Regions from separate parts of the Homo sapiens genome. Here regions 2, 3, 4, 5 and 6 are each linked to region 1. A link is a loop called in an ENCODE intact Hi-C map of the cell type or tissue named here. Cell type or tissue: PC-9. All regions are shown on one strand. Region 1 holds the start of LOC105375539 (a long non-coding RNA gene). Region 2 has its middle 7.2 kb from the start of TAS2R40. Region 3 has its middle 61 kb from the start of MIR11400. Region 4 overlaps LOC107986855 (a long non-coding RNA gene). Region 5 has its middle 19 kb from the start of OR9A2. Region 6 has its middle 8.8 kb from the start of MIR11400.

The links. Hi-C counts contacts between places; a loop is a spot of excess contacts. Peaks named below come from ENCODE experiments on the same cell type or tissue, not always from the same donor. Only the 100,000 strongest peaks of a DNase experiment are listed, where the experiment ranks them.
Region 2: it touches region 1 in a loop (15-fold over the local background); 6 of 110 quality-filtered maps call a loop at or near these places.
Region 3: a loop joins it to region 1, with 6 times the contacts of the local background. A loop is called at or near these places in 2 of 110 quality-filtered maps.
Region 4: it touches region 1 in a loop (9-fold over the local background); 2 of 110 quality-filtered maps call a loop at or near these places.
Region 5: a loop joins it to region 1, with 7 times the contacts of the local background. A loop is called at or near these places in 4 of 110 quality-filtered maps.
Region 6: it touches region 1 in a loop (2.3-fold over the local background); 3 of 110 quality-filtered maps call a loop at or near these places.

Annotation. Positions count from the first base shown.
Region 1 is chr7:142,336,535-142,341,534 of GRCh38, forward strand. LOC105375539 (a long non-coding RNA gene) reads right to left here and starts at 185. Exons shown (of 2, transcript XR_928061.3): 1 at 1-185. It also overlaps TRB. In PC-9, a CTCF peak has its summit at 2,255 (motif pointing right); a DNase peak (open chromatin) is centred at 2,317.
Region 2 is chr7:143,212,317-143,217,316 of GRCh38, forward strand. No RefSeq gene overlaps it. Among named protein-coding and RNA genes, the nearest start is that of TAS2R40, 7.2 kb to the right of the region's middle. In PC-9, CTCF peaks have their summits at 2,942 (motif pointing left) and 3,148; a DNase peak (open chromatin) is centred at 2,935.
Region 3 is chr7:142,532,847-142,537,846 of GRCh38, forward strand. It overlaps TRB and TRBV13. Among named protein-coding and RNA genes, the nearest start is that of MIR11400, 61 kb to the left of the region's middle. In PC-9, CTCF peaks have their summits at 2,369 (motif pointing right) and 2,574; a DNase peak (open chromatin) is centred at 2,415.
Region 4 is chr7:142,457,215-142,462,214 of GRCh38, forward strand. LOC107986855 (a long non-coding RNA gene) reads right to left here. Exons shown (of 2, transcript XR_001745394.2): 2 at 3,879-4,778. It also overlaps TRB. Among named protein-coding and RNA genes, the nearest start is that of MIR11400, 15 kb to the right of the region's middle. In PC-9, a CTCF peak has its summit at 2,453 (motif pointing right); a DNase peak (open chromatin) is centred at 2,587; H3K27ac peaks cover 505 bases.
Region 5 is chr7:143,005,146-143,010,145 of GRCh38, forward strand. No RefSeq gene overlaps it. Among named protein-coding and RNA genes, the nearest start is that of OR9A2, 19 kb to the right of the region's middle. In PC-9, CTCF peaks have their summits at 2,947 (motif pointing right) and 3,153; a DNase peak (open chromatin) is centred at 2,986.
Region 6 is chr7:142,480,847-142,485,846 of GRCh38, forward strand. It overlaps TRB and TRBV5-5. Among named protein-coding and RNA genes, the nearest start is that of MIR11400, 8.8 kb to the left of the region's middle. In PC-9, CTCF peaks have their summits at 2,735 (motif pointing left) and 2,938; a DNase peak (open chromatin) is centred at 2,685.

The sequences.
Region 1 (5,000 bases):
ACCGGGATAGAGGAAGTTTTTGTGATTTCATAGCTTGGGTCTTCTTTATTCAGGGCAGGGAATTTTATTTTGGGGTCAAGATTGTTGAAAATGGCATAGTGAAGAAGGTAGAGTCACAGGAGTTTGCTTTATATACTTGAGGAAGAAGAAACTGAGATTTGGGAAAAGTCAAGAAAAGAGAACCTGATCAAAGATGACTGAAAATAGTAATAGAGCAGAAAATGATGAAAAGTCGTGTTCTGTGCACCACGAACGTTCTTCTCCCCACTCCAAAAGTTTTCGACACCTAGAAAATATAAAGAAAGGACTGATAGCAACTGGCATCACGTTGAGGCCAGTCTCAGTTGGGAAAAACACCAAACAGCCGCTTGTCTCCTGTAAGAACCCTGAAGTTGGTCCTGATGTCTTCTTTCTGGACTCTGGCCCTGATCTTAACTCCTCAGGGAAGTCAGGTACTTCCCAAAATACAGAGAATGTCAGATTGCCCTTGGTTTTGAAGGAGAAAATGCTCTGCGCTTCTCCCCAAGATAAATTCTGCTTTCCTAGGAATGCTTTCTAACACTCGTCATCCAGATCTGATTACCTTCTGTGACCAAACGGTTTCCGAAGATTTTGTAAAACTCAGCAGCCTTTCACATCCTCTGCGTTTGCACTCACTGTTTCCATGGCCCAGAAGGACATTTATTTTCCCACGACAGGGCCAGACACTGCTCATCTGCCAAGGACGGGCTCCCTCCCACCTGTCTTCCTCTTCACTTCTCATCCCAGCATTCTCTGGCACTCTATGATATCACTCTCTTCACTCCACAGGCCAAACCAAGAATATAATTGGAACTGCCTGATGTTTATAACATGAATCAATTCAAGTCCACTTACATAGACCCCTGGAATACATGAATTACTATCTCCTCTTTACAAGAGACTTCTACTACATGAAACATACTGGAGAGTCTTTAGGGATAGGCTCAGTTTTCTACACAAATTCTGCAATATCCTAAACAATTCTGTCTTCACAGTCATAATTGATGACTTGTTCTCTAAAGTACCCGAACTGTGTTTAAAGTCAGAATTTGCAAATGTTCTTCTGAGAAAAAAGAAAATCATTACATCTTAGTGACATTTATCCAGTCTCACAATCTTGCTGAAAAATATTTGTCATCATAACCACACTTTCCATGACCACATCTTTAGATATTTGGTGAGACTGGAAACATCAACAATGGTCCTTCTCAGAAATCAACTTAAAACACTGAAAGAAAAAGTAGCTGTGCTCAGTAATTGAACCTCATCAGCCTTGCCAATTAAAACACGTTGTGTGCATGTGCTTGTGAGTGTGAGTATGTTTTCTTGTGGAGATGCAAATAGTTTCTGTGGGTGGCATTTACTAAGCATCACTGGATCACTGGTGGAGTTCATAGGCACTTTCCTAACCCCAGGGAGTGATGGGAAATGTCACAGCCACTGAATCGGCCTAAGTTATAGCTGATAGGGTTGTTTATTTTAAAATTTTACAAATTCAGAAATAAATTTGTAAACTCAAAAAATGGGGCCGGGTGCAGTGGCTCATGCCTGTAATCCCAGCACTTTAGGAGGCTGAGGGAGGTGGATCACGAGGTCAGGAGTTTGAGACCAGCCTGGCCAACATGGTGAAACCCCATCTCTGCCAAAAATACAAAAATTTAGCTAGGCGTGGTGGTGCACCCCTGTAATCCCAGCTACTCGGGAGGCTGTGGCAGGAGAATCACTTGAACCTGGGAGGTGGAGGTTGCACTGAGCCGAGATCGCACCACTGCACTCCAGCCTGCGTGATAGAGCGAAGCTCCGTCTCAAAAAAAAAAAAAAGAAAATCAGGAAATCCTCTCTTATAAAACACATGATGTAAAATTTACTGATATTAATTTAAATACAAAATAGGAAAAGATTGGGCCTGATTAAGCAAAGGGAGCCAGGGAACAATGCAGTGTTTCTGGGCTAGGTGGGCTTGACATCCTCACACTGTTTAATTAAGGGTCTGTGTAATTTTGGCTGCTCTCTAAGTGCAACAACGGTTTATTTTGTAATAAAAAGATTGGTTCATGTGTCCTTTTGCCTCACTTGGCCCAGGGTGAATTTGAAGATCAACCCTAAATTGGCCTTTTGGGGAAAGCATAGAGGGTGTGAGGATGAGGGTTGCAAGGGTGGGAGTGGGGCATCTTTGTTCCTGATTTGGACAATCTTGAACTCATCAGGTCAGGTGTGAATCCATGAGACTGTGGAATGTTGGCCACTTGGTGACGCTGTGGCTCCACAATGCTGCAGGGAACCCTGGAGAGGGGTGGGAAGGTGGCCAAGAGAGGAGCTGAAGCCTATGCTTGGCTGCCTGCTGGCTTCAGGGGAGTGGTTTGATTCAGAGTGGATCCAGAGTTAAACACAAACTCCCCACTACCAGAGAAGAGTAGAGGTGCTGGAGGCCTCAGTTTGCACCAAAGAGTAGAGTGTCCCTGTGTCTGCTTGGGCAGTGGATGGTGAAGGAGCTTCAGCCACAAGGGCTGGGAATCAGTGTCAGGGCAGGGACAGGGCAGGTAGAGGAAAGTAAGGTGTGATGTGGGCATGTGGGGCCTGCTCTCCACCCACCAAACCTTTAGTTTCAGGGCTGTGCGGGACAGATGCATGGAGCAGCTGAGCCTGGGACCTGCCAAAGGGTGCAAGGGGCAGTGGTGGCCTGCAGGGAGAGAAACTCGCAAAGGCCAGTTCCCGCAGGAAGCTCCAGAAACATTCCTGCCCCCACTCAGGAAGTGACCGTGAGAGACATGCTGTCAGCCAGAAGGGTTCAGGCCCTGGAGAGCTGATAGGCTTTTCCCAGGCACTTTCTGCTGCTTCTACATGTGATCTGCTTTAATATTCACATAAATTATGCAGGATAAGTATTATTTTACCTGTTTATGTATCTGAAGGAAATCAGCTGTCCGGGGTCTCATACTTAATAACTGGCTGAAGACTGGGTGCAGTGGCTCACACCTGTGACCCTAGCACTTTGGGAGGCCGAGGTGGGCAAATCTCCTGAGCTCAGGAGTTCGAGACCAGCCTGGGAAAATCGGTGAAACCCTATCTCTACTAAAAATATAAAAATTTGGCCAGGTGTGGTGGTGCACACCTGTAATCCCAGCTACTCAGGTGGCCGATGCAGGAGAATCGCTTGAACCCTGGAGGCAGAGGTTGCAGTGAGCCGAGATCATGCCATTGCACTCCATCCTGAGCAACAGAGTGAGACTCTGTCTCAAAATAAAACAAAATAAAATAAAATAAAATAAAATAAAATAAAATAAAATAAAAGTCTCAAGCCTGTTGTGCCAACACCTCTCCTTAACCCCTTCTTTGTAGCTCTATCCTTTCACCTGCTTTCCCCTTTACAGGTCCCCATCAACAGGTTGTGAAGTTCATGCCTCATACGTAATCAGTATAGTCTCTTCCCTGAGAAGTCCAAGGAACATGTGACTTCCAGGCCAAGCATATACATTCATCCTTCATTGAGACAAAAAAAAAAAGTGTAATTTTCTGGCCAGCCATGATGCTTCACAGCTGTAATCCCAGCACTTTGGGAGGCTGAGGCAGGTGAATTGTTTGAGCCCAGGAGTTCGAGACCAGCCTGCCAACATGGAGAAACCACGTCTCTACTAAAAATAAAATAAATCAGCCAGGCATACTGGTGGGTGCCTGTAATCCCAGCTACTCAGGAGGCTGAGGAATGGGAATTGTTTGAACTCAGGAGGTGGAGGTTGCAGTGAGCTGAGATTGTGCCATTGCAATCCAGGCTGGACAACAGAGCTAGACGCCCGAAAGAAGGAAAGAAAGAAAGAGAGAGAGAGAGGAAGGAAGGAAGGAAGGAAGGAAGGAAGGAAGGAAGGAAGGAAGGAAAGAAAAAGAAAAAGAAAAAAAAAGGGGTGGTAATTTTCTGAACTGTAGACTTCCTGTAACGGATGCAACATATCTTGAGAAAAAGGAACACTAGTAATTGTTATTCACTAGTTAATTTATTTTATTCTTTTATTCAATAAACTTTTTTGGGGGACCTACTGTGTATAAGATACCCTATGTCGTCAAATAGAAAATGAAAAAGAAAAGTATCTGCAGATGATGGCAGATTTTAAAAAATAAAAAAAGAAAATAAATAAAGAAAGAAAGAATATTTTAAAATAAAAAATATTTTTTGGCTATTTATAACACTAAGGTCTGCATTTATTTTCATTTTTCAATTGTTTTATGTTTATTTTCAATTGTTTTATGTTTAGTGTACTTAGTTTTTGAATTTATATATTTCCTTTCTTCTTCTCATTCTCTCTTTGGTTTCTCCTTCTCTCTTCTTTGCCAGCTTGTATTTCTTTTTTATTTAAACTTTTGGTAAGGACATTTAACATGAGACCTATCCTCTGAACAGATTTTTAAGTGTACAAAACAGTATCATAGTCTACAGGCACAAGGTTGTACAGAAGATCTCTAAAACTTCCTCATCCTGCTTAACTGAAATTTTATACCTGTTGACAGCAACTCCGCATTTTCCCCAACTCCCAGCTCTTGGAAAGAAACATTCTCATCTTTGCTTCCATGAGTTTGACATGGTTGCCTCATATAAACAGAAACATGCAGTGTTTGCGTTTCTGTGCTTGACTTGTTCACTTAGAACAATGTCCTCCAGGTTCATCTATGACACATATGGAAGGATTGTTTTTCTTTTCTAACCCTTAATAATATTCCATGTTTCAGATCTGCAGGATTAAATGGATATAACATTTGGCTATTTCTATGAAACTCTCTGTCATGTGAGTGGCAGAGTCATTTGCAGAGCTGCAAGCACTGAGTTTATTCAGGCACATTCACAGATAAATTCTGCTCCATGGAGAACATTCAGAAAAAAATAATAATGCCAACTTTTATTTGTCAATTCACTATATGCCAAATAAAAATCTTTCATTTGAAAAAGTTCAATTAATTAGAAATTCAGCTATCAGAAAAAAACCTTAAGA
Region 2 (5,000 bases), 880 kb after region 1:
CTCTTGAGTAGCTGGGACTACAGGCATGTGCCACTGCACCCGGCTATTTTTCTTTTTTTTTCATTTCTAGTAGAGATGGGGTTTTGTTATGTTGGCTGGTCTCGCACTCTTGGGCTCAAGCAATCTTCCCGCCTCAGCCTCCCACAATACTAGGAATTACAGGCGTCAGCCACCATGCCTGGCCCTTTGCCCATTCTGCGGGGGAGGGGAACATTATGGTAGAAGTTTATTCAGAGGCAGAAGAAGGGAACAGTCACTTTTTTAAATTATAAATTCAGAGGGGTCCATATGCAGGTTTGGTACATAGGTATATTGCATAATGTTAGGGTTTAGGCTTCTAGTGAACTCATCACCCAAATAGTGAACACACAATAGATAGTTTTTCAACCCTTGCCTCCCTTCCCCCTCCCTGCTTTTGGAGTCTCAGTGTCCATTGCTTCCATTATTTTTCAAATAGAAGAGCATAACAAAGTTATTTTATCACAGCTCATGTGACACAGCCGTCTTCAGAATGAAGACTCAGAGATCCAGGGGAAACTGCCCATGTTTATAAACATTAACATGGTTCAGCAAAGTATGGAAACATGATTGGACAAAAAGAGTAAGATCAAATGCTCATAGACTGAAAGGAAGAACCCAGCCAGGCCTGTCAGTTCAGATTCTTCTTGGCATCTCTTAGCAGCATTCCCTTTGCCCATTTTTTTAATTGAGTTTTCTTTTACTGTTTGCTTGTAAGAGTTCTTTATATATTCTGAATACTAGGCCCTTATCAGATATATGATTTTGCAAATATTTTCTCCCAGAATGTGGGTTGTCTTTCAGTTTCTTGATAGGGCCCTTTGAAGCACAAAACTTTTGAATTTTTATGAAGCCCAATTTATTATATTTACTTTTCTTTCATTGCTTGTACTTTAGGTCTCATATCTGAGAAACCATGGCCTAATCCAAGGTCACAAAGATTTACACTTATGTTCTCTTATATTTACATCTTTGATCCATTTTGAGTTACTTTTTGTATATGGTGTAAGATGGAGGTCTAACTTCATTCTTTTGCATGTGGATATTCAGTTGTTTCACTACCATTTTTTAAGAGTTTTCCTTCCTCCAGATAGTTTTGGCACCCTTGTGAAAATCAATACCTTATTGTCTTTATGACACTTATCACCATCTGAAATTATATTATTTATTTGTTTATTGTCTACCCTTCCCAAACTCCCTTACTCCCTGTATTAGTCTGTTTTCATGTTGCTGATAAAGACATACCCAAGACTGGGAAGAAAAAGAGGTTTAATGGACTTAAAGTTCCACATGGCTGGGGAGGCCTCACAATCATGGAGGAAGGCAAGGCGGAGCAAGTCACGTCTTACATGGATGGTGGCAGGCAAAGAGAGAGCGCTCATGCAGGGGAACTCCTCTTTATAAAATGATCAGATCTTGTGAGACTTATTCACTAACAGGAGAACAGCACAGGGAAGACCTCCCCCCATGATTCGATTATCTCCCACCAGGTCCCTTCCACAACTCATGGGAATTCAAGATGAGATTTGGGTGAGGACACAGCCAAACCATATATCTCCCCTTCCTCCTACCCCCTGCAAACACACATACAAATTCAAATGTACATCTTCTTAAGACAGGAACCTGTCTTATCTACTATTTATCCCCAGGGACATCGTGGGCACTTAATAAATATTTGTTGAATGAATAAAAAGGGCTCCAGTTTTGTTGAAAATTAATGGCCACTGTATGTGTCTATACCCAAGCGCAGGTAATTACTTCATTTAGGGCAAAAAGATTGTTGAACATTGCCTAAATGAGATTTTATAGCCATTTCCTGGGTTGGATGAGAAGAACCTAATTAGGCAAGAAATTACCTCATTGGCAGAAAAAAAAATCCAGCAGAGAATTTTAATGAAAATCCAAATGCAAGTGTGAAGGGACTTTCTGAGACCCTCTGCTTGATAGTCCAATAATACCTCAGTAGGTGTATGGCTTTGGTCAATTCCCCTCACTTCTGAAGGACTTCGTTTACTCACCCCTATATGGGGAGCTCCTGTGCTAAGCCATCTTGCAGGTCACTGGCAGCAGTAGCATTATATCATTCTAATGTTTTGGATTGTTTTTGTTTTTGTTTTTGAGACAGGGTTTCCCTCTGTTGCCCAGGCTGGAGTGCAGTGGCGTGATCACAGCTCACTGTAGCCTCAACCTCCCACCTCAAGCAATCCTCCCACCTCAGTCTCACAAGTAGCTGGGACTATAGATATTCACCATCATATCTGGCTAATGTTTTTTTTTAACAGATGAGGTCTCACTATGATGCCCAGCTGGTCTCAAACTCCTGGCCTCAAGGAATCCTCCTGTCTTGGCCTCCTCTCCTGCCTTGAAATTACTCTGGGGTTCCAAGAGTAAGCCACTTCGCCCAGCATGTTTTGGATTCTTTAGAAATAGCATCTGTAATCAATTAAAGTTAGTCTACTTAAGGACTATAGTTTTCATTTGCAATTTATCTTGCAAAAATATACTGACCAATCTGTTAATTAAAAGTATATGTGGTTGGGGAGAGTGGCACATGCCTATAATCTCAGCTCCTCAGGAAACTGAGGCCAGAGGATCACTTGAGGCCAAGAGTTCGATGCTGTAGTGATGCACCGTGAATGCATCTGTGAATAGCCACTGCACTCCAGCTTGGGCCACATAGCAAGACCCTTTCACTAAAATATATTTTTTTTTAAAGAGGCTTGATTAAGAGACAATATAAATTTTCTCTTGAAAACTGTCTGAAATAACTGATCATAAGTACAAAGAATCAGAGACCTCCTTAGAAGAGAGGAGGTAAAACTCTCAGTCAATTGTCTCAAATAGGTTTTGAAAGGTTTCCCCAGAAGTTTCCTATTTAGAAAGAGCATGCCTGCCCACTAGTGGGCGAATTAAGGAATTGCTCCCTTTTCCGAGAGGCATTCATAAGGCTCCATCTTGTGGTGAAAACTGTTAATAAGCTTTACTGCTAACACATAATCCATTCCTAAGTAAGACCTAGGCCTGGAAGAGCTCATTCAAAACTCCAGGGTCTGCAGAAGCCAGAGACGTCAAGGTGTACGGGCGAACATGGCAGCCGTATGACAAAACAAACCAACTGTCAGGAAAATAATCACTGTGTTTATTTTTCTAAACTAAGACTGCAACCATACCAGATAATGTGTATGTGTATGAATATATATGTGATATTGAAGATTGTATCTTAAATTCAGAATTGAAAAAAAGATAAAATATAAATATTTCATTTCTAGTATTTTATTTTACAATTTGCTCACTTTTTCTTCAGTACCAATATGTCCTTGTTAAACCTGTGTTAAGTTGTATAATGAAAACAGAATTCAGCCTTGACTGGGACCCATTAACTAGAAGTGATAATTAGTCCTAATTAGTTTAATACTGGGAGAGAGCTGTTCAAAAACGTAGATATTTTAAAATATGAGTCTTTGCACAACTGTGAAGATATTTGTAGAAGCCTGGCATTCCAGTGTCACTGTACAAAATGTCCAATCCTATATCACACCATGAGTCATTTTTCACACTATAAGTAGGAATTGACAAGGTGCATTGAACAATGGGAGGTTATCTTCACAAAGTCTGAAATCAATAAGCCATTTTGAGGAATCAGTTTTCAGTGTATCACAATTTTTATCACAGGTTTCAGGCCATCAGTTGTATTTCTAGAAACTAATTCCAACCACAGAAAAGAGGACTTAGTAACGATGCCAGATATGCCTTCCTAAAACATTTTTTTTTCTTTTTTTAACACCCTTGGCAGCAGACTCTATTCTACATTTTATAACTGCTTTGTGGATGCCTTTGCGGGGAAATATTCAAAGTGTTTGTCTACCCCAAAGGTCAATTATATGATAACAATCTTCGCTGCTTAACATAAGCAAAGCTTTTTTCCCTCCAATGATGTGAATAAGTTCATTTCTCTTAACTGTTCAACAATGCTGCTTTGCTTTCAGCCATGACTAAGCCACCCACCCTCTGTGTCATGAGCAGACTGCCATGCTACGTGTCCAATTCATCACACAGTGCATCCAACACTCTGTGCCTGAAGCCCTACAAGGAGATCCAGCTCACAGTATGAACGCTGTGTTCGGGACATCTTCAATTTTTAGCTTCTCGCAGAAAGCAATTCCTGCTAAATAATGCAAGCAAGTAGATGTAAAGCCTGTGTCTTTATATAACTTGCCACCTAGAGTTTAAGTTTTATTGCAAGTCTGATATAAACACTGCTCATCCCAGGAATATCATCCTATAGGCACACAAGTCTTCTGCATTAAATTGTTTGAAAGTTTCCTCTATACACACAAAAAAATTATTTTCTTAATCATTTCCTAAGGTTGTGTCTGTCATGAGCACACTGTCCAAAATATTTTTCAGTCATATAAAAATTCTTAACCCCCATGGTGGTTAATAGAGCTCATTACTACATCTAAATATTACTAAATATGTATCTTCACCAACTGCAATAGCAAATGCCACCATTTAAAAATTTTTTCACATGATTTTTCTTTTCATTTCTTAGTCACATTTCCATTGCATTGAGCAACAGTATTTCTAGTTACATTTACATTTGCACGTGCTTGTATCTTTTCAGGACACACAATTTCCGCTACATTCAGTAGATTCTCTTTTACAACTTGCTATCTGTGAAGAATTTGATGTCCCAGGCAGATTTTTTATTTATGACTTCTTATTTCTTAAACAACCAAGACAAACCTTGTTGACATTACAATTCTCTCTTCAGCTCCTTAGGTTTTGATCACATGTCTCTTCCATGGCCCTCTTCTTTCTTCTTCCAGTGGTTTGTTTCATAATGGCACCTACACTGTTTTCTTAAATTACATCTTTTGCCAAATATGCACACAGGAGGGTTCTATGAGGAACACAGGAGGAACATATGACCCCCTCAGTCTATCTTCCTTTTCCTACTTTTAATAAAGATATGACTACAA
Region 3 (5,000 bases), 200 kb after region 1:
AATAACTCATAAAGCAAAAAATAAATCAAAAGATAAAAGATAATTTACAATTATTTTAATAGTATATTTTGGTCATTTTTTTTTTCTTTTTGACCAAATACTGGTGAGAATGAAGATAAGTAAGACCTTTCTTTTTTATTTTTTTTTTAAGACGGAGTCTCAATCTGTCACTGAGGCTGGGGTGCAGTGGCATGGTGTTGGCTCACTGCAACCTCCGTCTCCTGGGTTCAAGCAATTCTCCTGCCTCAGCCTCCCAAATAGCTAGGATTACAGGTGCCCACCACCATGCTCAGCTAGTTTTTATATTTTTAGCAGTGACGGGGTTTCATCATGTTGGGCAGCCTGGTCTCGAACTCCTGACCTCAGGTGATCCACCTGCCTCGGCCTCCCAAAGTGCTGGGGTTACAGGCATAAGCCACCACGCCTGGCCCAAATCTTTCTTTTTTGGGGGGAGAGTAAATTGTAAAACCGTTTTTGATGAGTAATTTAGCAGCATACATCAAAAGAGTTAATACTGCTAACACTCCTTGACCCAGAGTGTTTTTTATTTAATGAATTTATTTCAAGGAAATTGCTATATATGCATAAAATGTTTGAGAATGTTCAACAGAAAAGAAATTATTTTAAACTGAACAAATATAAAAATATATCAAAGTTGGTATGATGCTGCCAAAGCAGGACTGAGGGGAAACTGAAGAACAGGGGATAATTTTCTATTCATTCTGAGGCCAGAACTACTCTGATACCAAAACGAGACTAAGAGATTCCAAGAAAGCTGCTGACTAATATCTCTCAGGAACACAGATTCAATGATCCTTTTACCATTACAGCCTAGAGAATCTGACAATATGTAAGAGGGATAGTACAACATGGTCAAGTAGGGTTTATCTCAGTAATGCATTGTTGGTCTGACATTCAAAAAACAGACTATGTCATTTACCTTATCTGTATGAAAAATATGAAAAGTATATGATCATATCTATAGATAACTTAAGCATTTGATAAAATTCCATATCCTTTCTTGAAGAAAACTGTTATCAAACTCAAGAGTAACAAGAAATTTTCTTCACCTAAAAAAGGACATTTATGACATCCTATGGTTAAATAGAATATTTTTGCAAGCAAACTGATAAGTCAAAGATGCATATGTAATTCCCAGATCAAATACTAAAAACAGCAAAAAGAGGATAAAATAGCCTTTTCAGCAAATGGTTCTAGAAAAATGGGATAATATGGAAAAATAATGAATCTCTAGCCTTATCTCACTCCATAACCAGATGTGGGCAAACTATGGCCTCCGGGCCAAATTTGGCCTTTGTCTGTTTTCATACAGCCCAGAAACTAACAAAAATTTTACACTTTTAAATGATTGAAAAAAAGTAAAAAGTATTTTGTTACATATAAAAATCTAAGATATTCAAATTTCAGTAAACATAAATGAAGTTCTATTGGATCATGGCCACAGTCATTCGTGTATATATTGTCAATGGTTGCTTTTGCACTACAATGACAGAATTGAGTAGTCGAGACAAATACTGCATGATGCACAAAACTAAAAAATTTATTATTTCACCCTTTACAGGAAAACTGCTGACCCTTCCCATAAACAAAATTTAGTAAGAGACACAAAAAAATCCCAGATAATCGAAAAACTAGAAACTGAAAGCTTCTGGAAGAAAACATAGCAAGCTCTCTTCATGATCATGGGGTAGGCAAAGATTTCTTAAGGACAAAAGAATGTTCTAACCATAAAAAAAGCAAATTGTTCTTTATGCAAATCCCAAAAAGTTCTTCAAAATACATTACGAAAAAATAAATGTATATCTGAGAAAGGGCTGGATTCATATTATAAAGAATTCCTACACATCAATCATAAAGAAGGCAATTCACTAAAAACAAAAAGTTGACTAGAGAATTAAAAAAAAAAGATATATAAGTAGGCAGTTTCTTTTCATGAGACTAATGTGTTTATTTCTCCAGCTTAGATGATTGTTTCACTGATAGCATGTCACTGTCAGCTGCCTCCAGGAATTATCTTTGGTTAAAGGGAATGCTTTGCCCAGGTCTCACCCCATTCCTATGGCAGCTGGCATTTAATGACTGGCTGATATCTCCCTTCCTACACCATTATTTGATGAAATTTAAAATTTAAATTAAAATGAAAAATTTTTCTTTCTTGTTTAAAAAGACATTTGCTTTATGTCTCCCTCACCAACCTGTGCAAAATTTGAGTTTGAGGCAGGTAAACCTGAAATCAGCAAGAGCTGTGCTGTGTCCTGAGAGATCCTGAGGGTCTAATTTAGGAAGCACCCAGTCTCCCTAGTCAGGGTCCTTAGAGCTTCCTCATAGTGACTACACACTGGCCACTTGGGGGCACTGTGGATCCACTGAGTGGGTCACTGATAGCGCTGTCTGAGAGAGAGAGGGTTAAGGGAGACAGTCTTGATTTCGTCTCTGTATCAGGGATATTACCAGATGAACCAGAGGTACTGCTGGCACAGGAAGAGTTAATCATAGTCTTATCAGATCAACTGATATGCAACATGTATTTGTCATGACAGGAAGCCATGAACTGAAGCCTTGTGTGGCCTCTCTAGCAACCTAGGTTTGATGGGGAGTGTGATGAGGGTTTCAGCAGGGCAGCCTGGATAACCCAAGCCAGGTGGAGATAAAGGAGCATCTGCCTCAGATGAAAATCTCAGAAGCTGTGCGGATGGCTGTCTGCCCGGAAGCCTGCCCCCTCTCGCTCAGCACAGCTAGCTTCCCCTGCTCTGCAGGAAGCTGGACAGGATGGGGGAAAGCCTGAGTTAGCTGAGCTAGTCCTGGAGTACAGGGTGCCTATGGGAGCCTACAGGACGATGACATCAGAACAGTGACATCACAGTAAAAACCTCCAAAAACGGTGAGGAGGAGCAAAAGCCCTGCTTTCTCACCCCAGGAGACCAGCAACCTGAGCAGGGAGATGCTTAGTCCTGACCTGCCTGACTCTGCCTGGAACACCAGGCTCCTCTGCCGTGTCATGCTTTGTCTCCTGGGAGCAGGTGAGTCCTGAGTACAGGTGGGACATCCCTGTATCCACAGTGTTCAATTGTTGCTGAAGTGTCAAACTCTCCCGAGCTGAGTCTTCAGCTTCTGTCTCCTTCCTCCACAGGTTCAGTGGCTGCTGGAGTCATCCAGTCCCCAAGACATCTGATCAAAGAAAAGAGGGAAACAGCCACTCTGAAATGCTATCCTATCCCTAGACACGACACTGTCTACTGGTACCAGCAGGGTCCAGGTCAGGACCCCCAGTTCCTCATTTCGTTTTATGAAAAGATGCAGAGCGATAAAGGAAGCATCCCTGATCGATTCTCAGCTCAACAGTTCAGTGACTATCATTCTGAACTGAACATGAGCTCCTTGGAGCTGGGGGACTCAGCCCTGTACTTCTGTGCCAGCAGCTTAGGCACAGCCCTGGAGAATTACTGGCTTTCTGTACCCAAACCCTCCTATCTCACTTGAGGATGTAATAGGGAGAAGGAGGTGGGGGCTGCCACACAACTTTAGCCAAGCCCCAGAGATGCTTCTATTCTTTTCTAACATTTTCCCCTGCCCTGCTGAGCTCAGTGAGAGCTCCTGCACTTGTGGGCTCCAGACCCACTGGAAGTTCTCACATCTTAGCCAGTACTTTTTAATTCCTAGCAAGTGGCGGGAGCTTCTACTCTGTGCCAACATAGGGGTATATGTTTTAGTGTGTTTCCTGTTGCCATACAGAATACCTGAGACTGGGTATTTTATAAAGAAATGAAATTTGTTTCTTACAGCTCTGGAGGCTGGGAAGTCCAAGGTCAAGGACCCACATCTAGTGAGGACCTTCTTGCTGGTGAGGACTCTGCAGAGTCCCCAGGTGGCATAGGGCATTACATATGAGGGGGCTCATGAAAGATGGTCAAACTGGCTTTTATAACAGACCCAACCTCATAACTAACTAATTCCTTCTATAACCCATTAATCCATGAATGGATTAACCTTTATGAGGGCAGAGTCCTTAAGATCCAGTCACCTTCCAAAGGTCCTACCTCTCAACGCTGCTGCATTGGGAACCAAGTTTTCAATATATAAATTATTTAGGAACACAGTCAAATCATAGCAGTACACATTGCGGGTTTTTTTTTTTTTTCTTTTTTGAGACAGGGTCTCACTCTGTCACCCAGGCTGAAGTGCAGTGGTGCTGTGATCATGGCTCATTGCAACCTTGAGCGCGTGGGTTCAAGCAATCCTCCTGCCTCAGCGGCCTGAGTAGCTATGACTACAGGGACACATCACTACAAGGTGTGTCCCCAGTTCCTCAGTTCCTACAAGGTGATGTGTCCCCTTGCCTGGCTAATTTTTTTTAATTTTTATTTTTGTAGAGATGAGGCCTTGTCATGTTGTCCAGATTAGTCTCAAACTCCTCAAATGATCCTCCTGAGTTTATGTGTTTTAATGCAAAGATAGACATTAGCATATCCACTTTATACATGTAGAAGATTTCAGTGTACCATTTTATAGATAGGAAGCTGTGGCTCATGAACTTCTCCAGTATTTCATATTTCCAAGGATCAAAGGCAGGATCCAAACCTACGACTCCATGCCTCCAAAATAAAATTTCTAAAATTCTATAGTGTTTCCTGGGCCTTGGTCAATGAGCTACAGCAGAGCACTATTCTTCCATCTCAAGACTAGCCAAGCAGTAGAAGAAGGTCACATATTATGGAATGTGGTTACTATGGCTTATGGCCTGCCAACCTCCAGGACATATAACTTCCAGCCAGAGAATATTTGTCCTGTTTTAGTTCCATATAGAATGGGGCCACAATATGTCCTAATATAGACATATAGTGACAAGGGGCATTTCTAATACATCACAGGGTTCAGTCAAGGAAACAGAATCCTCTAGGAATTCCAAGGAGAATAGGAGTTAATACAGGGAATTGGTGGTTATAAACCACTGGAAGGCTGAAAAGTGGGAGGGTCTCAGA
Region 4 (5,000 bases), 120 kb after region 1:
ACTTCAAGTCAAATGTAGCAGCTCCACAACCAACCAGCATAGCTATTTGCTTTGTGATCTTGGCAGCTTCAAAGGACTCAGAAATCCTTTCTCTGCACAAACATCCCTTTGTCCATTCCAAGACCCAGGATCACACACTCTGATCCTATCATGAAAACAATGAGGTGTGCTATACTTGCTGCGGCCTCATTTTTTGTGTGTTGAGTAGGAAGCACTGAAGAACTTTGAAAGCTTTGCTCTTGAGTCTAGGGATGTGCTGGAGCCAGCTTGTATGAGTCAGAAGAACCAAATAGGCATATTACTCTTCCCAGCTCCCAAGCAGTGAAGCCATGTTGGCCACTTGAAATCTACCATGGTGGGTATGCTGGTACAACCGAAATTAGGAAATGCTACCAGACATGCCCCCACCTTCACAGACACCCAGTTTATCAGCACATCCCTGGGGTATTTTCTGATGTCCCTGTTATGCCATTTCTTGTGGGGCCAAAAGGGCTCAGAATTCACCTCCCCTCTACTTTTGTTCTTAGAAGCCATCACCTAAGGGGGCCTCGATTGTTCCTATTTCTATTCAACCTCCAGATTCTCTTGCTCTGTAATTCTGTGTCTCCTGCAAGCATGCCAGTCTGGAACATGACAACTATTTTGAATGTAACTAAAGGTATCACTGAACCAGTTCATTATTTACAAATTATCTTTCCTCGCATAGAATATTCAGATGCTGGAGTCATTGGCAACAGAGATGGCCAAGTAGCAACTATTCTTCTGTGGCAACGAGAGACCCTGTAAAAAGGACAATTTTGCTTTGGAGACTAAGCACCTCCACACCAGTCAGGAATGACTCTGCTTTTACTTTAGGCTGAGAGGTCAGAAGGGTCAGAATACTGAGGGTCAGAGGCCCTCAGTATTCTCCTTTCCAAGACGGAGTATGGCCACTCTCCATCTCAGTCCCTGGAAGGTGTCCGGAGCTCCCTGAGAATCCCTGCTCTGGGGCAGAATCACCAAGGCTCATCCTCGCCAGCTCCCCACAGGCTCCAGCAGGGCTTTCCTGCCAGGTGCAGGGCACAGGAATGGTTCTATCTGTCTCTTGGTTAGAGGGAGGCTATGCAATGATGTTTGTATAAGAGGGACTGGGATTCTGGGTCTCCATTAAAGTATTTGATAATATTTTCTTTGTTTTTTGTTTTATTTTGCCATCTCACCACTTAGGAGAGCAATCCCTTGGTAGTTATATTGTTTTTGCACTTGGTAAGGTTTTTGTGGTTAAGTCACATTAAGAAATTGTGCCTTTTTTTCCTGTTCAGCTGTAACCCAAGGCAGTGAAAGAAACAGCAATAATTTTGAAAGCAGTTACTTATGCATCCTATGATAAAGGTGTTAAGTTCCATTGCCCACATCTAACTTTCAGTCTAGTGGAAATGAAAAGGCACAGTTAGGGGGCATGTGAGCCTGCCATGAGAGAGGTCAATGCCAATTGAGAAGTCTGTGCCAATCCCCAGTACTGTGGGATTGAAGGGGAGGGAGAGATGACCTCTCCTTCAGACCATACTCAACAAGGAGGGAGAGGGAGTTCATCCATGGGAACCTGCGGAGCAGCAAATCCCAGGGGCATCTAACTCAGGGTGCAGGAGCAAATCATTGGAAATGAAAATGGTCCACTTCAGCTGTCACAGGAGACAGGAGAAAGAAAAGTCATACATTCCACAGTCCCCTGGCTGATTTTCTTCCTTATGATAGTATTTTGCACCAGCGTGTCCTCATCTCCCGCTGCTCCTCTGCCTCTTTCATAATCATCTCTTCCCTCTTTGCTGCTCAGATCAGTGGATGTGCATTGTACAAGCTGATCATTTCCTGTAGCAGCACCTTTGCTGGTCTTACTTATGTTCATCCTTATTTTGTGCATTAGGTATTGCTCCCTCCACCATTGCTTATTTCCTTGTAAGAGGTCTCCTTTATATATTTCAATTTTACTTTTTATTAATAGACATTTTTAACTTCATCTTTTGCTTATCTATGCTTTTGGGGTAACACTGTCATTTTTGGAGGGCATTTTTGTTTATCCTTAGTCATTCAGATTAAATAATCTCTTTATACCTCAACGTCTGTGTTTTCTTACTATTTAAAACCAAATATTGTTTCCTTTCATTCCTCTCCTTCTGTTCCTCTTTCTTTAGATGGTAGTTTTAAGGGAGAAAAAGTTAGACTATAACTGGAGCTATGTGATAAGAGTTATTCAGAATGAGGGTGGGATATTAAGATTGGTAACTCAAAGCAATAGTCAGGGTTAGAAGTAGTGTTGGGATGAGGGTTTAGGGAAGCTGCTCATAAAACCTGCGGGATGGCACTTCTGGAATATTCTGGCAGCTCGCTCTGTAGACATTTCTCAGCAGTCCTTGGGCCATTGCAGAAGAAACAATGATGAAACTTCACTTATTGGCCACAAGATGGCACTGTGGTCCACTGGGAACTAAAGTACTCTGGGCAGTCTGGGAGAGCAGCCTAGGAGGGAAAGGGTTAAGAAAAATTCGGGCTTGGATCCCATATTATGCAGATGTTGCAGCAGTTTTCAGTTATTGCTAGGCTACCTACAGCTATGCAAGAGGCGGGAAGTCCCTCTAATCTTTAATGACATCTACAGTTGAAGAATGTTGGCTGGGCAGCTTTGGTGTCAGAGCAGGTGCAGACAGAGGAGCAACTGCCTCAGAGGAAAAGGCGAAAGAAAGGGGCCGGCTGTGCCCTGAGTCCAGTCCATCTCTGCTGCACTTCATCTTCCCTGCATGTCTCTCCAGGCAACAGCTTTAACCTCCTTGAGTGATCAGGGATTCTACAAGTTTATAAGTCGTACTGATAACATCACCTTGGCTTAGATTCCATTGGATACCAAGCACGTGTTCTCTGGAGGGCCAAAAATATTGACAACAATTTCTAAAACACCTAAGTAAACAAACTACAGAAGGAAAATATTAGTAGATGCACCAAACAGTGCCGTTAGACCTGAAGATAATCAACGAGTAGAATTATCAAAAGGAGACTATAAATAAGTCTCTACTAAGTATTTGTGGGCATCGAGCAGTGTTTGAGTCCTCTCAGGGTAGATTAAGGAAGGAATTCAGCTATTATCTTGACTTTGGCTTGGATGAAAATCCATGACCTCCTCAATTGATTTTCTTGTAAAATATTACAGAATAATATTGAGCAAACATTTTATTTTTCTCCAGCCTGTATCCCTCCTTAGCACTAACAGGTAAAGCGAATACCTAGAGGCAAGGTTTCTTTAGTTGGGATCCATTAACTGCAGGACTGGGAGGTCCATAGCTAGGCTTCACAGGGAGTGCAAACCCCACGTGCAGGGAACCCCGTGTGTCTGTGCTGTGCCCAACTCCCCTCTGTGAGGCTGCCAAAGGGGGACTGCCGGGTCTCCCAGGACCCCACTCACAAAGAGGGAGAAAGCTGCTTGCTGGGCAAAAAAATCAATTCACCAATTGGCCAATCTGTTGAAAGCCAGAAAGAAAAGAAACGTTCAATTGTGAGACTGATGAATGCCCAATTTCCCAAGTTATAAAATGTATAGCAGCTCATGGTTCTCAGAATGATTTCAACAGTATATGAAGATATTTTTAGAAAGTTTTTGTTTTTCTAAAGCATTCCTTGATATTGATCCTCACTTGTTTTTCAGCCCACTCATCCGTTGAGCTTAATTTGATGCCAAATTTCAATGTTGCCTATTTCAGTCACTGACCACTTCTCACATTCTCCATATCTTACACAGATACGTGTGTTCCTGTCTTTTCTTCTTTTTGTGTGATGCATTTTTAAATTGGGCTGTACAGAATACAAGCATACATTTGTAAATGACTGCCATCTTTTATGCAGTTTAGCTGTTTAATTTTTAGTAACACTTTTTATTAAGGTATAATTGAGAGTAAAACACAAGTATTAATACAAAAACATCCTGGTACATTTTGACAATTGCATACACCAGTGCAACAGTAACTGAAATGATTATAAAAAAAATTTCCATCACTCAAGAAAGTGTCCTCATGCTCCTTTCCAATCAATTTCTATCCCAGAGATAAAAACTTTTCTGTTTTTATCACCATTGACTAGCTTTGTCTATTCTTCAGCTTCATATAAATGGAATCATATTTTATTAGTTATTTTTCTCCAAAATTAGTATTTCTGAAGTGTATTCATATTGTTGTATCAGTAGGTCATTCTTTCTTATGACTAATATTCCATTGCATAAATATACCACAAATTTTTTGTGCATTCTCTTGTTGATGGATATCCATGTTATTCCTGTCTTCAACTATTATGAATAAAGTTGTTGTGAACATTCTTGTGGAAATCTTTCTTTTGGACATATGCATTCTTTTTTCTTCTTTTAAAACCTACACTTAAGAGTGGAAATACTGACTCATAGTGTAGATGTGTGTGCTATGCTTGCGTGTCCCCACAAAAGCTCATGTTGAAATTTGTCAGTGGAATGGTATTGGGAGGTGGGACAGCTATGACTAGGTCATAAGGGATCTGCCCTCAGAAAGAAATCAATGCCCTTATTGGGCGAGTGACTTAGTTTTCCTGGGAATGGTCTTCCAATAAAAAGGATGAATTCAGCTGTTTTCTCTGTCTTAAGTGCTTGCTTCCCCTTCCTTCTGCCTTGGATAACAGCAGGAGGACCTCACCAGCTGTGGCCCTTTGATCCTGGACTTCCCAGTCTCCACATCTATAAGCCAAATAAACCTCTTGTCTTTATACATTGCCCAGTCCGTGGTATTTCTCTATAGCAGTAGGAAAGAAATTGAAAGAAAATATGGCACCATGAGGCTGTTGTTATAATACCTGAAAATGTAGAAGCAGCTTTGGTTAATGGGAAGTGGCTAATGGATAGAGGTTGAAAGAATTGGGAGGAGCAGACTAGCAAAAGCCTAGACTCCTGAAAACAGAGCATTAAGGGCAATTCTGGTGCAGTGTCAGGGGGAAATGAGGGACAAGCTATCGGA
Region 5 (5,000 bases), 670 kb after region 1:
TATAGATTGAAAAGCACAGTTTAACACCTGATAATGGGTCTTCATGAACACTATGAAGGCATTTTTAAGCAAAGCAAGGAAAATTACAGGATCTGCCCTAAATGTGACAGGGGAAGGACAGGGAGATCTGATGGAGCCTGTTGGAGGCAAAGAGAGAGGGAAAAATAAGGTTTTGTCCTATTTCTATCCCATTGAATTTAGCACATTTAATAAATCGACTACACACACCTTAAAACGTCCTTACATAATACAGGATGAATGAAAAGGTTCTGCCAATGAAGTGAATTGAAGTATTGTCAGGGCCCTTTAAGGGAACCCTATATCTTATTCCTAGTTCATGTCACTCCTCTTTAGGGACAAGGATCTTCCAGTGCCTGGGGCTTCTCTAATTTTGTGGACGTCAAATTGTGTAACCCTTATAACCCTTACAGATTCCTGTATTCCCTAAGGCCACTCTTAAGGAGCTCATACAGGGAACAGACAGATTTCTTCTTCTCTTGATCTCAAAAAGCATTGCTCGTGATCGTTTTTGATACTTCAAGACTGCCATATTCTTTCGGATCTGGCCAATGCTGTGTACGTTCAGGAGCATGAAAAGCATATTGTTGCATTTCAACATCACATATAATTTTAAAACTAGTTAGTTACAATAAATTAATGGTTGCTTGGCAACCAAAGAGCTGAGGTTTTGAAAGGAAGTACTCTATTACTGTTCAAATTAGAACAGCAAGACTTGTTGAAATATTCTGAGTTCTGTTGAATTCCTTATGATGGAACCAAACCCAGGGAAAAACAAGGGAACACTCACATTTTACAGCTCAGTTAATTTTAGGAGAGTAGAGAGGAAGTAAATTGCATCTCATCTCCTAGCTTGGGTTGGAACTGCCCAATTTAAGAACAAGTACTAATTAGCTGAAAGTAAAGCTCAGCTGTGACTTGGCTAAAAATGGGACCTCTTGCAAAAATGTACTTAAAACTGCGTGTGATAGATCTGATTCACTTTGCATGTGAAAACTGGACTCATACTGACAAAACAACGTGTGGGGGAAAGAGTTTGGGAGCATTTTTAAGACTTCAAGATGTTTGTTAGAGAAATGACCATCTAGTTTGCCCATAATGTAACCAGAAATAAAATCCAAACTGACATTTTGGCCCAGAGTCTTGATGAGTATCTCTAGCCAACATTCACTTGGTTGGCTAATGGTCAATCTAATAACCAAGAAATAGAACTGGATATCAGAACAACAGTTTTGATAAAATAAAGGAAAGGAAGACAGGCTGGATAATTCGGAGCTTTCTAACAGGGTTTTGGAAATGTGCATAAAGTTTTGGAGAAAATTTAACCAATCGTTTTGAAGCCTTCCATTAGTAGCAACTCAAAACTATTCAAAAGACTGAATGGTGAATTAACTCATTTTATTTTGAAACTCCTCTGTGCTTAGCTTTTGACTGAATTTAAATTTCTGTTGGAGCAAGCTAAGTTGTTTTAATTTTGATGTTCAAGTCAATTAACCTCTTATTGTGACTTTTTGCCTTAGTTATACAAATAAAATTTTATATAATGTTGGAGACTCAATCATTTTGATGCTGACATTTCTTAATCCTACACATGGTCACATACCCTGGAAAGATATACAAGGCTCTGAAAACACAGCTGCCACGGGGAAGTGAGATTGGATGGCTGGGAAAGAGATTGCTTTTCATGTTATTTGTTTTCACGTGGTCCTATACTTGTGTACTTTTTGAACTTTATGCCATATGAATTTATTAATAATTTGACAAATCAATTTAAAACCAACTTTAAAATCAAATTTCAAATGCATGTGGTTCAAAGAAAAGCACCATGATAGAATTGAAAGAACAGGATCTGGAATTAGGGACCTGAATTTGAATCTCCTCTTGGCGTTTGTGTAGTTAGGAGAACTCGGGCAAGTTACCTGACATCTCTGAATCCCTGTTTTCCTTATCCTTAACGTGGGACAGAGTATTTAATTTACATGGTTTGGTGAGGACAAGGCAGGTAATATCTCTCTGACAGACCTACTTCATGGCATGTGCTCCATGGACTGGTTATATTATTGGTAGCATTCAATATATTCAGTAAAAACAGTATAATGTGTGCCTTCTGTAATCCCCAAGGAGACAGTAAATGTGTTGGTAACATCCCAGTTAAATGCGTACCTGAGAACAGGATTTTCCCAGACATAGCAACATGGGTTTACAGTTTTAACCATTTCACCAACCTCTGCCCCAGGCTCTTCTGGAGGGAATCAACACAGCATTGAATCCCTTTCAATTAACCTTTCTTCTTAAGATCATAGTTCTATCAAACTTTTAAAAATTAGTTAAATTGGCCAGGAGCGGTGGCTCACGCCAGTAATCCCAGCACTTTGGGAGGCCGAGGCGGGTGGATGACCTGAGGTCAGGAGTTCGAGACCAGCCTGGCCAACATGGCGAAACCCCATCTCTACTAAAATAAAAAAAATTAACAGGGCCTATTGGCAGTTGCCTGTAATCCCAGCTACTCAGAAGTCGGAGGCAGGAGAATAGCTTAAACCCGGGAGGCGGAGGTTGCAGTGAGCCAAGATCGCGCCACTGCACTCCAGCCTGAGCAACGAGAGCGAAACTTCGTCTCAAAAAAAAAAAATAGTTAAATTGTGTTTCCCTATTCATGGAAATCATTCTGCTATTATTCTCAGTGAGTGTCTTGGTTCGTGGGTCTCCCTCAAACCATTTTTTAAAATTTGATTTGCTTCAGAATGTCTCTTATTTTTGTTTCAAGTTTTCAAAAAATTGTCCCCGATATTTTCGATCTTTTGTGTTTTTTACTCTCCCCCTCACTCTGGCAATAAGCACAGGCTCTGCCCCCTTTCTCCCTTCATCCTCCGGGGAACAGGCTTTGCAGTCGGAGGCCTGAGCGCCCCGGTACCTCCGCTGCACTACGTAGAGCTGCCACCAGGTGGAGCTGAATCCACACCTCTGAGACCGCACACGCCTCTGACACTTGGCATCGTGGCCTCTCTGGGTCCTGATTCTTTGGAAGGTAGGCGGTAACAACAAACTGTTAATAAAAATTAATTAACTTGGAAAATGAGAAAAATACAATGATAGCAGAAACTATCTCAAGCAAAAATCATTTCATATAATCTCGTCGCTGTAATTAGCAGCATCCACGGAAGACGGTGGCTTCCTCTCATATAGATCCAGTTTAATACCCCAGGCTCAGCCCATTAGTCTCTCCTTCACCTCATTCGTTCTGCAGTGTGTTCCTCTGAGCGCCTCATAGTCACACATCTGCAGGCAGTGCACAATGCCTTTTGCACACGGTCGAGGTCCTTGAACTGAGTACTTTGTGCATGCTATTGGCCTGGAGATTACACAGGCTGCAGAACATGGCTGGCTTGGGAAAGGCAGCACACGGTGGCTACCAAACTCCTTCAGCGGCAGAATTCCCCTAACAAATTGTGAGAATCCCCCACTTGACGCTAAAAGTTATTAAATGGATCCTTTTTATCCCTTCGTTGAGAAAATTCATGCAATACAAAAATTGCAAAATCAGCAATACTCTTCAATGGGTGGGCATTTTCTTTGTAAGAGCATCAGCTGCATACGCTTGAATGTAGCCAGTATTATTTAGTCAGCGCATTGGCAGTGGTTTGTGAGCACCTCACAATAGTGGCTGGGAAACCTCAGGGTAGCTCTTTGGCATCAGCTAGAACCAAGTTGAAATACAATTTCTGTCACTTTCAAGATGTTTCTTAACCTCTGTGGCCCTCACGCTCTTCACCTGTAAAGTGGAGATAATAACCTTTTCTTAGCAAGGCTATTGTATTATAAATAATGTGTGTGATGGATGAAACTGGAGGTCATTATCTTAAGTGAAACAACCAAGACACAGAAAGACAAATACTGCATGTTCTCATTTATAATTGGGAGTTAAATGATGTGCTCACAGAGTGTGGAATAATAGACAATGAAAACTCAGAAGAGTGGGGAGGAAAAGAAGGATGGATGATGGGAAATTACTTAATAGGTACAATAAACATTACTTGAGAGATGGATACCCTAAAAGCCCTAACTACTATGCAATCTATGCATTTAACAAAATTATCTCCTAAATTTAATACAATTTTTTAAAAAAAGCAATAATGTATGCAATGTCTTCATCATGACGGCTGGAAGTATGTTGTCAGTAATGGTAGTCATTATTGCTAAAAGCTAAGTTTCACTCCTAAGCAGCTTTGCTGTTTCTGTGGTATTTAGAGTCTCTCCCATCCTTGCCTACTGGACCCCAGCTTTTCTGCCCTAGTGTCAGCCAGCTGAGCTAGTGTCCCCCGGAATTTGCATGCATGAACTCTCCCTAGCTCCACCAGCCCCTGCCTCTGTTCCTTGTTCCCCAGCCCTGACTTTGTGAATCTTCCTTTCACGGCCTCAAGTCGTCTCCAGTTCTGCTCTAAGCTGAATCATCCTTTCTAATGTATAGTCCTTTCTTCCTTACTCAGTCCCCAAGTCTCCTTCCATCTGTCTCTGTCCCTCCACACATTGAATGGTCTTCAGTTACCTTGATATCTACTCACATGTCTCTCCATCTTCCCCATCTCTCCAATTTCCCACTCAAATTTATATCAACACATCATACATTTATTTTAGCTCAAGGGAAAAAAATATAAATATAATCCATATAAATAAGACACTGGCCCATTTACATCATTAGACAAGTCATTCTTTCTAATTATTTTTTTCATCTGAAACTTCTTCTAACACCTTAATTTTGCACGCTGACTTTAGAAGTGTTTACTTGTATATTTCAACTCGTAACGCCGCATGGTCTACGCATACAGCTTATACTCTCGCTCCCCCCATCACACACAACATTCTAGAAGCATTACTCACCATAATACCACCTTTCTTTCTAGAAAGGCCCAAAAATCACTGCTGCAACATTTTTGATCTGGGCCTCTTCTCTCTTAACATGGCCTGGGTCTCGAGCTTTCTGCAAA
Region 6 (5,000 bases), 140 kb after region 1:
TTGTGGATATATGGATTCTTTTTTTTTTATTTTCTTTTAGGTATAGACTTAAGAGTGGAAATACTGACTCACAGTGTAGATGTGTGTGCTATGCTTGCGTGTCCCCACAAAATCTCATGTTGAAATTTGTCAATGTAATGGTATTGGGAGGTGGGACAGTTATCACTAGGTCATCAGGGATCTGCCCTCAGAAACAGATCAACGCCCTATTGTGGGAGTGAATAAGTTGTCTTGGGAATGGTCTTCTGATAAAAAGTATGAATTCAGCCACTTTCTCTGTCTTGGGTGCTTGCTTCCCCTTCTTTCTGCCTTGGATAATAGCAGGAGGCCCTCAGCAGTTATGGCCCTTTGATCTTGGACTTCCCGGTCTCCAGATCTATAAGCCAAATAAATCCCTTGTCTTTATAAATTACCCAGTCTGTGGTATTTCTCTACAGCAGTAGGAAAGAAATTGAAAGAAAACATGGTGCTGAGAGTGGCGCTGTTGCTACAACAAGGACCTGAAAATGTAGAAACAGCTTTGGTTAATGGCAAATGGGTAATGGATAGAGGTTGGAAGAATTCGGAGAAGCAGACAAGCAAAAGCCTAGATTGCTGAAATAGATCATTAAGGGTAATTCTGGTGAAGGCTCAGGGGGAAATGAGGAACAAGATATCGGAAATCAAAGTAAATGCTATCCTTGTTGTAGGTAGCAAAAACCTTGGAAAAATTGTGTCCTGTTCTAGGACTTTCTGGAATAAAAATATTATGAGCTATTAGCTAGGATATCTACTGAAGGAAATATCTAAGCAGCTAAGCATTCAGGCTATTGTGGACTACTTTCAGGCACCAGGAAATTTAACCCAGCAAGAAAGGAGCCAAGGGAATAGATTTTGCAAACCAGCACAGATGGTGACACTACCTACCTCTGCTGTCCTGTCTCCAATAAGACAAACTCGCTCTGGAGTTAGAGAAAAGAGGAGCCAGTTAACATAATACACTGGGGTCAGCTTCTGAAGGCAGGGTGGATCTGAAGGGAATAACATAAACTGTCCAGAGCACTACGTATAGGATGACCTTGAGGGTGCTGAGTCCCAAGCTGGCTAGGTCTGTGCTATGAGCTGAGAAGGCCCTAGAATTATTTCTGGGGAATCTGAACTCTTGATAATTTACAGACAACACAGGTCTGCTTTGATTCTGATCAGATGGACTAAATCTTGGGGACTCTGCACCGCTGGCCACTCAGGAAATGGGTTGGGAATGTTGCCTGAGACAGGAAAATATGATAAGAAACATGGTGTGAATCTAGCATCAGAAAGATGATGTGAGGACAGCAAGGAAGAACTGCAACTTGAGGTTTAATCACAGGCTCCTCATCCTCCCCTGATGGGCAGGTGTGTGAGCTCCAGGATGGAGTACCACAGCACTAGGTGGGAGAAGGGTGATAGGGTGGTGGGGCTGCCTGTGAGCTGGGGCAGTGTAGGTAGAGGAGCAACTGTATCACCACAGAAGCTTCTGCCTTCACACATTCCTCCAGCTCTGCAGGACAGGTTGAGTCCAGGGTCCGTAGTGCGCTAGACTTAAGGAAGGCTGCATGGGGAGGACACAGGACAGTGACATCACAGGATACCCCTCCCATCAGGAAAATCAAGGCTCAGAACTCACTGGGTTCTTCCCCAGGAGGACCAAGCCCTGAATCAGGTGCAGTGCTGCCTGCCCCACTGTGCCATGGGCCCTGGGCTCCTCTGCTGGGTGCTGCTTTGTCTCCTGGGAGCAGGTGAGTCCTGGGCACAGGACAGCAGCCCCATTCTCAGCTTTTCCACCCGTGTCCTCCACTTTACCATGGAGAAGACCTCCAGGCTGTCTCCTGAGCTCATCCTCCATCTGCTTTTCCCACAGGCCCAGTGGACGCTGGAGTCACCCAAAGTCCCACACACCTGATCAAAACGAGAGGACAGCAAGTGACTCTGAGATGCTCTCCTATCTCTGGGCACAAGAGTGTGTCCTGGTACCAACAGGTCCTGGGTCAGGGGCCCCAGTTTATCTTTCAGTATTATGAGAAAGAAGAGAGAGGAAGAGGAAACTTCCCTGATCGATTCTCAGCTCGCCAGTTCCCTAACTATAGCTCTGAGCTGAATGTGAACGCCTTGTTGCTGGGGGACTCGGCCCTGTATCTCTGTGCCAGCAGCTTGGCACAGCCCGGCAGAATCACTGACATTCTGTATATAAACTTCCTGCCGTAACTTTGACTTGAGAGCTGCAGGCCCCACCCAGGTTTCACTCCTTCAAGGGAAGCTTTTAGTTGCTTGGAAGGCATGTCTTGTGTCCTACTGAGGGCAGACCTTTCCCAACCAATAGAGCCCAGGTTTCCTGTGCCCTGAGTGTGCCTGCTTCTGTGCTGCATCTTCTTGCAGCTTGTCCCTTCCTGGGTAACTTCAGTATAAGAGTGACTGCTGAGCGCTTGGTGTGTGCTAGATTTTTGTATATGTTACATATCTTAAAGCTTTTCCACAACCTTGCAAATCAAACATTCTCATCCTTCCTTTACAGATGGGAGGCTCAGGGACATTGAGTCATTTTCCCCGGTGTCTCCTGGCTTGTAAGGATCAGAAGTGGGAAACAAACTAGTCCATCCATTTTCCACCTACCCCCCTGTTTCATCACCACCTTCTGTATCCTGTTCAGTAAACCAGAGCCCTCACACTGCCCTCTAGTGACCAGCAGGGCCGCAGCAGAGGCTCAGATGTCTTCAGGGGGTTATTACTATGGCCTCCTAATTAGCAATTTTGAGGAATGTTAAATTTCACACTTTTTAAAAAATCATTTATATGCATTCCCTTTATCTTTCCCATGTCTGTAGCTTACATTTTCATTTTTATGGTGTTTTTTGATGTACAAGAGTTTAATTTAATGCCACAAAAATGAAAAACAATTTTGTTTGTGTGTAGACAAAAACTTCTTTCTCATATAAATGTCTAAACATATTTTTCTTAATTTATTCTAGTAAAATTTAAGTTTGGCTTTTCTCCATTAAGAAGAAATGTACCTGAAATATATCTCACGTCAGAAATAACATAGAGACCTAGGAATGGGAGGGAAGCACATATGTTCAGTGAAGAAGCAACAGCCTGTCAAAAAGATCCCAAAATGGACACCCTGCGCTGACGGTGGAGAGGTAGCTGGAGGGTAAATGATCACGAACTTTATCAAGCTGTTGTTGTTAGAAGAGGGACAGCCAGGAGCAGAGACCACATGGGTGAAGGTTTATGACTTGACTCTAGGTTGAAGGTTGCAGCAGGTAGAGGGCGGAATTGCAGGCAGAGGGCAGAGTCACTGGCTGGCAGGGGCAGTGGCATCACCAGTGACTCTACTGACATCCAGGAATTATGTCCCCAACACACAAAGTGAAAAAACTCCCAACAATCTGCACATTTTTCCCTGGCCCTGCTCTGGCCACCAGACTCCTCAGTGGTGTGGCCTTTTGCCTCCTGGGGGCAGGTGAGATCTTTAAAGACTTTTCCTTGGCTCACCACATCCTAGCCTAAGCCTTTACATCAGGTCTGCATTATTGGGGTCCCTCCTTGGTCACTCAACTTCCTTCTATCATAGACTTCACAGATGCTGGAACAACCTGATCCCAAGATACCAGAGAACAAAGGCAGGACGCGAAGTGACATGGAGATGCCTGAGACTGCCATCCATGAATACAGGTGCAGATGTTAATAGGAGCCGAAGCTGGTGCACAGCTGATCTGTCCCAGCCCACACTACAGAGAAATCCCTGAATGTCTTTGACTTCCTCTCAAAGCCAAATATGTGGCCTTGGTGTCAGACAGTCTCTCCCAGACCTCTGTGCCCTCTTGCACCAGGCTTTACCCCACAGCCACCTTCCTCTGCACACAAAGTTCAGTGGAAGATATAGGTGGCCTTGTCTTTACGAGATCGTGATCTGGGCAGTGGAAAACATTGTCCCATAGGAGTCTCCCCAACACTGCCCAGGCTGGGGCCTTCAGAGCTCGGAGCAGCTCTGTGCATATGAAACTCTGCCTTGTGTTGAGCTTCTCTGCCAGGCCAGTCTCAGCTGGACAAAGGAACGCACATCACCATGATGTGAGTAGATGCAGCCTCTCTTCCAGGCCCCTCCTGCAGCTCTGGCCTCAGAAGTCCTCTTTCTCAATTGCTCTCAGGAAGGAAAGTTCATTTGAAATTGTATATTTGCAGACAGCATTGACAACACAGGTCTACGTATGTCCAATCCCATCTTCCATTTGTAACAAATACAAACACTGTGGTGTGCTTCTTTTCACCCCTCTTTTCTGTGTTCATGCACACCTTTCTACCCAAGTACACCTACAGAAATTGGGTTCACCTGTACACTTTACTGGCCACATGCATACTCTTTTCTGTTAATATACCCTGGTCTTATTGTTCCAGATTGGTCGATATAGATCTAACTTGCTCCTATTAGCTGCTTCATATTGCATAATGAGGGTAGACAGGTACATTCATGCTCTATTGTCTGAGTCCTAAATTCTGCCAAATCTTTTCTAAAGTGACTGAATGACCTCTTTATGCTTCCAAGTTCTCCTCACCCCAGCACCCAGTTGATGAATGCAGCTTTTCCATCACTCATAATCCTAGCAGGTGTGAGAGCTTTATCAGTTTCTCCTGCATGAGGAGACAGGGAGAGATAAAAGGATAGATGTTTATCGAACCTACCAGAGCCTACACAGTATCTCAGTTCATCCTCATAAAGCATGGAGAGGAATGTGCGTCTTGTTTTATAGACGAGTCTAGATGTGGCTAGAGTCCAGGAAGGTTAATGAATGGCATTGCCCATGGTCTCAGAGCTAATAAATGGTGGAGCCAGATGGAGGACAGTTGGCTTGCCTCTGTGTAGAACTGATAGAGGGGTCACTGGAGTTTGAGGGAGGTGAAGTCTAGAACCATCTGGCGTTGTCTTCGGATCAGACGCCAGGGGGCAGTAGAGTCTGTGTACCCTACAGCACTGAAGGTAAAAG